Linked DNA regions of Homo sapiens: region 1 is linked to region 2. Evidence: chromatin contacts called from ENCODE Hi-C or POLR2A ChIA-PET data. All regions are on one chromosome and are shown on one strand. The core of a region is the stretch at or near the end of the contact, and the rest is flanking DNA. Distances in the headings are between cores, read along the strand shown.

The links. A loop is a pair of places that touch in the nucleus more often than their neighbours do. ChIA-PET counts read pairs that join two places held with the same protein, here RNA polymerase II (POLR2A). Pooled maps may share reads with other maps.
Region 1: a loop to region 2 is called in a map with no recorded cell type, with 6 times the contacts of the local background. The contact joins the enhancer-like site here to the promoter of TENT5A in region 2. A Hi-C loop is called at or near these places in 1 of 37 single-sample maps with no recorded cell type and 4 of 50 pooled maps. POLR2A ChIA-PET finds 5 or more read pairs at or near these places in 1 of 52 experiments (activated naive CD4-positive, alpha-beta T cell).

What each region holds. Positions count from the first base shown.
Region 1 is chr6:85,459,815-85,462,786 of GRCh38, reverse strand. The region is part of intron 1 of NT5E (5'-nucleotidase ecto); the gene reads right to left. Among named protein-coding and RNA genes, the nearest start is that of NT5E, 11 kb to the right of the region's middle. Within about 2 kb of position 1,351, at least 14 of the 41 ENCODE cell types and tissues checked have a DNase peak (open chromatin) inside an H3K27ac peak, as active enhancers do.
Region 2 is chr6:81,750,593-81,754,001 of GRCh38, reverse strand. It overlaps TENT5A (terminal nucleotidyltransferase 5A), which reads left to right and starts at 1,321. Exons shown (of 3, transcript NM_017633.3): 1 at 1,321-1,571; 2 at 1,824-2,412. The coding sequence starts at 1,861. RefSeq lists enhancers at 250-299, 1,160-1,660 and a silencer at 1,120-1,249.

The DNA.
Region 1 (2,972 bases), core at 102-2,601, 3.7 Mb before region 2:
TTTTACCAAGTTTGTTTCAAATCCTGACTTCTGAAAAGTTTTAATGGTTCACGCACCAAATCATACCAAAATGGAGCCCATTTAAAAGCAGCAGGTGGAGTGAGTAGTTTTATTAATCATTCAGTAATCATCTGCTGGGCACTGGTGCCAGAGCTCACCTGGTGTCACAGAGAACATAGGGTCAATCTGATGTGTGAACAGACAGACACAGTGGACAGATGGTTAGAGACATGTGTGCAAGGTACAGCTGATACACCAGAGACAGACGTCTGCAGTAGAGGTGTTATGGAGAGACCTCAAAGATGTCACACCTTGAACTGTGTCATAAGCAGCTCATGGCATCCAGGTGATTTGGTGCTCCTGGAACTGAGGGCACCTGAAAATCTGGCAGAAAAAAAAATGATGCTGCTAAGAGCATCGCTGGGAGATCAGGGAGGGTCTGTATGGTGTCCAAGGAGTCAGGGCTTTCATTTTGAGGGAAGTGGGAAGCCTTGAAGAGAAAGTAGGGCTGGAGGCAGTCCGGGGGTGCTTGGAAAGCTCAGTCTGGCAGCCTGCAGTGAATGGATGGGAGTTGTGTGAGCCTGGTGGTGAAGAGACTGGCAGGAAGACACCTCTCCCTCAGGGGAGAGGTGACACAGCAAGTGGGGCTGTGGGAATGTGGTGGGGAGGTGACACTGAGGGGACAGTGCAGGAGTGGAAGCCACAGGAATATTCAGCTGGCTGGGCATGAGGGCACGGGCAGGAGAGAGGATGGGGCTTCTGGTGTTTCACTGCTCCTCCGTGCATTTCCAACAGGAACCATATGCATCCTCACAAGTACCTCACTCACAGCGTCACTGGAGCTAAGCGCCCTTCTCTGCTGGTGGTTGGCCTGGCAGGATAGGGAGGAGTGGGGAGCTAAGGGGAGATTGGGGGCAGAAGGAGCAGTTACCCCCAGTCTCTCTAGACAACTCCACAAAGTGTCTCTTGAAACAGAAGAGAGAGGGGTGCCAGGCCTCTACCCCTCCTGTCCCCTCCCATCTCCCAATGTCTTAACTCACTTTGCCTGGTTTCAAGCTGGGGCAGGACGGAAATGGGTGTGGGAGTTGGGGTGTCATCTCAACCTTTGGAAAAAGCCTAACTAACTGTTAACTCTTGGAATAAAAACTCTGCTGCAGGTTGAGGCAAACTAACCAACAATGCTGTACCAGTGGCTCGTCAGAGCTGGGCCATGGTGATCTCCTCACAGCTTTATATATCTGGAGACACCCATTTCCCAGTTAAGAAAGCAGCCTCTGTCTCAGGTGCAACCTAACTGCCTCTTGGCCTGTGAGGCATTTTTAGCCTTCAGGGCTTTGTGGCTCGCTTGCTTTTTGTGGTTCAATTTCCTGCTAAAGTTATCACTGTGGCTGTTGTGTTCATTTGTCAGAGGCTTTCAAAACAGAAGTCTTTACTATTTTGGTACTCCAGGCCAGAAAGACTGTGTTTTGTAACCTTTTTTCCATTACAACACACATAGAAAGTGATGAGACTTGGACAGAATTCAAGGTCACATGGATGGGGCTGCCAGGGGCAATGGGATAAGGGGCTGAAGGACCAAAAACTCCAGCCTCAGGATTTAACTCTGTCTCTTTCTCCCTCCCTCCAATTATTTATTTGTTCATTCATTCAGTAAATATTTACCAAAGATTTCTCCTGTGTTAGATACATTTTAAGTGGTTATAGGGATCAACTAATGCATATTATTTAATTATTTAATAACAGGGAGAGGGACTGCTTTGATCAATCAATTCTAACTGGGGAGATCAGGAAGTGGGAGATTTCTCTATAAAAATAAAATGTTCCAGAATAGTAAGAGGCCTTAATGGAAGACCGCAGGATATCCACTGACCTCTGTGTTTCCTCCTGCAGACAATGCAGGCCAACGTCCTGCAGGCCAGGGTCAAGTCTGAGGCCTCCATCCTGGTTCCTGTGTTAACCACCATCTCTGACCTGCTCTCACACCACGTGTTTTCATTCCTCTTGCTCTCACCCCAGGAGTGTTCTCATGATTTCTTTCATTCACCCATTTTCTCAATACCAACGGCAGCATTCATTTACAGGTGAAAAGAGTAAATGGAGAAGTGGCAGCTCTTCCTTGGAAGAGCTTTGGGAAAAAAAAACATAGAAGTTGGCACATGGCCTCAGGACAGTGTGGTCATGCAGCAGAGTTTCAGTGTGACTGCTAAATTCAGTTGCAGATTCCATCCACATTGTGTGTGGGTAAAATGTGATAAAGAGAAAAGTCAGAAGGATTCTTCCCTCTTTATCTAAAAGTATTACCTCTACCATTTGTTACTTGCTAAAGATATATTTTATTGTTGTGAAAAAACCAATAAATAGATTCCATGCTTATTATTATATTAGTACAGGATGGAAAATAATTTTATCTTGAGCGCCATCTCTAGTTGATTGACAGTAACTCCTTGCAGTATGGGGATAAGGAGGGTTCTGAGGCTCAGTCCAAACACAGTGGGAAAGGCTGACTAAATCAATTGACTTCTCTCTTCTTAGGGACAAGTTTTTCTTAGCATCTGCCATGGACAGGGTAAGGGCTAGGGGAGGGTCACATAATGATATCATGCATTTGTTTGCATTTCAACTTGGGTGAGTACCCGTTTAATTTAGTTTCTAAGAGATGATAATTGAATGTTATTTTGAATTCTTTTTAGCATATGAATAGAGATATTATTACTTCATAATTACCTGAAGTAATTTCCAAATAAGGTCATTGTATATTCCCAAAGGGAAGGTAGTTTTTGGCCTGTATAGAGAATTCATGTGAATTACAAGCCAAACTTTATACACAAGCTTTCTCTCATGCCTAACTAATTGCAAGGTATTTTTAATAATCAAAACAAGAAACTTGGATTCAGAATATCTTCATTCTTTGATCGTTGATTCATATGACCTTCTGGGTCTTATTCTTAGTGAACAGGGTTTACCCAAAGCCA
Region 2 (3,409 bases), core at 72-2,571:
CCCGAGCCGCGCAGCTTGAGTGACTAGGCCGGGGCTCCCCCAGTTAGGAGGTGCGGGCTGTTTTTCCTCCCAGTCTGGGCGGGCAGGGCTGAGCAGGGTTTGGGGAGTATTCTGTGACCCTGGCATTCTCCCCTCTGCCCCACCTCAGCCCCCGGCAGCGTCTAGGCGCTGGGAAAGCTGCTCCGGGTTAGTTGATGGAGGCAGCGAGCTGCCGAAGAGACGGCCACAGCTTTCTAGCAAAGAGTGGTGGTGGCGCGAGTGAGCGTGCGTAGAATTAGCTCTGCCGAAGTCACCGAAGCTGGAGGAGAGAATTCATTTTATTCTTGAAACTCCTACTTTTACGTCTCGTGGAAAACCAAATCGTATTCCACTGACACTATGATGCACTTAAAATGGCCAAACTTTAGGGGGCCGCGAGGAACGCGCTTCGCCGCCTCCAATTTTGTCAGAGAACTCGCAGCAAAGGCACCGGACACCTAGCGGCCCTTTCCCTGGACTCCGGGGCAGCACGCACTCCCCGGGCGCGCTCTCTGCGCCCACTCGGCCCGCCCAGTCCTCGGCCATTGGCTGCTCGCCCGCGTCTGCTCCGTGACGCGCCCTGACCCCCGCGAAGTACTGGCCCCTTGGAGCCACTCGTGCGCAGGAGCCGCGCACGCCCGAGGCCCGTGGTGCCGCCCCCGCGCCTTCTCGGGCTCGCCCAGAGCTCCCCGGCGCGCTTCCCGAGGTTTCGAGAATCGAAACCCAGTTATCAACAAGCCCTTCCCACTCACGCGCCGTGACTGATTTGCGTGCAAGAGTGGACTCATGAGTCCACACTTGGATCGGGTTTATCAATGGAGTAAATGGTCTACCTAAAAACCGAGGTTTAAAAGAGCGGTCGTGAGGAACCTCCGGAGCCCAACCGTGATGATCTAAAGACGGGCTGAGTCCGCGAGAATTTTGGGAAGTTTCTGCAGTTGCAGGATTTTAGTCGTGATCTGGTTTTGATGACCACTTATGATTCCTGGGGCATTTAAAGTGTCTCCTCCTGGGGAAAATGAAAAGAGATTTGTGGGAGGGGGCGTACATAAATTAAATGTATGTATAAATACACGCATCTACGGGCGCACACAGTATCCGCACATACAGCCCAGGACCTCACGCTCACCGGCAGTCGTCCCGCACTAACTGCTGGGCTAGTCAGCTGCGTGCCCTGCGGGCGGGGGAGGGCAGAGGGGGCGGCGCCCTATGCAGATGAGGAGGGTGTGGCGAACGTGCCGCTCTGGGCCCCGGAAGCGCAGAGAAGCCCGGTATAAAAAAAGTACTGAAGACATTTTCCCCGCACAACTGCTAAAGCTCCAGAGACACGAGCGTGTGTGGCAGCAAGAGCCGCCAGTTCGGGACCACCGCAGCTGGGGTGGCAGCGGCGCAGGAGGGGTCGCGGGGAGGGAGTGGTGAGCGCAGGCGGCAGGGGTCTGGGAAAGACGAAGTCGCTATTTGCTGTCTGAGCGCGCTCGCAGCTCCTGGAAGTGTTGCCGCCTCTCGGTTTCGCTCTCGCTCGCTGCGCTCCTAGAAGGGGCGGCCGCCTCCAGGTGACACAGACGGGACTCTCGCTTGCGCTTTCCAGATGCATCAGAGATACTTTTGGTGCGGGGCTGCTCTGCGGGGCGCGGTGCGCGGCTGGGGACTGTAAGGGCCGGGGGAGGGAGTCTCCGAGGAGGCCCGGGGTCAGGGAACTATCGGGGGAGGGGGCGCTCTTTTCCTGGCGGGCCTCTGCTCTCCGCCGCCGCGCGTGCTCTCCGCCGCCGCGCGTCCTCACCGCGCTCCTTTCCCTTTCTTTTTAGGACTGACCAGGGCCAAGTGGCGCTCGGCGGGCACTACATGGCGGAGGGTGAAGGGTACTTCGCCATGTCTGAGGACGAGCTGGCCTGCAGCCCCTACATCCCCCTAGGCGGCGACTTCGGCGGCGGCGACTTCGGCGGCGGCGACTTCGGCGGCGGCGACTTCGGCGGTGGCGGCAGCTTCGGTGGGCATTGCTTGGACTATTGCGAAAGCCCTACGGCGCACTGCAATGTGCTGAACTGGGAGCAAGTGCAGCGGCTGGACGGCATCCTGAGCGAGACCATTCCGATTCACGGGCGCGGCAACTTCCCCACGCTCGAGCTGCAGCCGAGCCTGATCGTGAAGGTGGTGCGGCGGCGCCTGGCCGAGAAGCGCATTGGCGTCCGCGACGTGCGCCTCAACGGCTCGGCAGCCAGCCATGTCCTGCACCAGGACAGCGGCCTGGGCTACAAGGACCTGGACCTCATCTTCTGCGCCGACCTGCGCGGGGAAGGGGAGTTTCAGACTGTGAAGGACGTCGTGCTGGACTGCCTGTTGGACTTCTTACCCGAGGGGGTGAACAAAGAGAAGATCACACCACTCACGCTCAAGGTAACACCACCCGAGATGCACTTGGGTCCTGACCCAGTCTGGGCCGGGTGTGACGGGGAGCGGGCAGAGGGGCATCGGTTAAATGCCATGAATCTGTGGCCATCACGAGTTTGGGCGCGCGTTATTTCTTTGATTTTTGATTTTTTAAACCAGTAAACTGACGTGCGTGGACGGTGTTGAGTGTTTCAGTTTACTTGATGCTTTGGCGCTACAACTCTTCTCCCAGGTCCTCCTCTGCCCTCTCTTCTCTTCTTTCTCCTTATGTTTTAACTCTTGGCTTTCCCTGTTGGAGTCTTGTCCAGAGTAGATTCTGATACTTGGCAGAATGAAATGATGTAAATAATTTTTGAGTCATTATATTTGAGTCTAGCCTTTGGGAAAATAACAGCCTGAAGCAGAAGTGAGTCAATGAGTTTTTTATTGTACTGGAAAAGGTGAATAGATTTCACAGCGGCATTCAGCTGACTACGTGTTAAAGGTCTATCTGGTGGTTCTTCGTGCTGGTTCATATGTTAAGGGTATAGTGGCACCCCCTCCCCACCCTCCACTTTAGTTCAAGACGGGTTTTATATGATTAGTTAAAATTGTCTGAGGAGGCAGGCTCCTGGAATGTCATAATTTAGTTTATATTTGATTGTAACTGCAGGGTGCCCCTGGAGGGACACACAAGATACTGATAACATTGATTGCCGCAGGCGGAGAGGAATTGGGTGGCTTGGAACAAGGGCGAGAGGCTGACTAACCTACCGCTGAATGCCCTTCCGAGTCTTTTGAATGTTGTTTGGATACTGTGTGAATATTGTGCCTATTAGACCGTTTTCAAAAAGTAACACTTAAAAAGTCAGACATGACAACAAAACCTCTTACTACTGTGCTACGTCTGCCAAAAGCCTCAAACTATTACCTCTAGTCCCTTTCCCAGACAGTAAAACTACTCGTTAAAAGTATTTTTTTTCTATTTTCAGAAGACCGTTTAAGCCTGTAGGTAGTGTTTGGC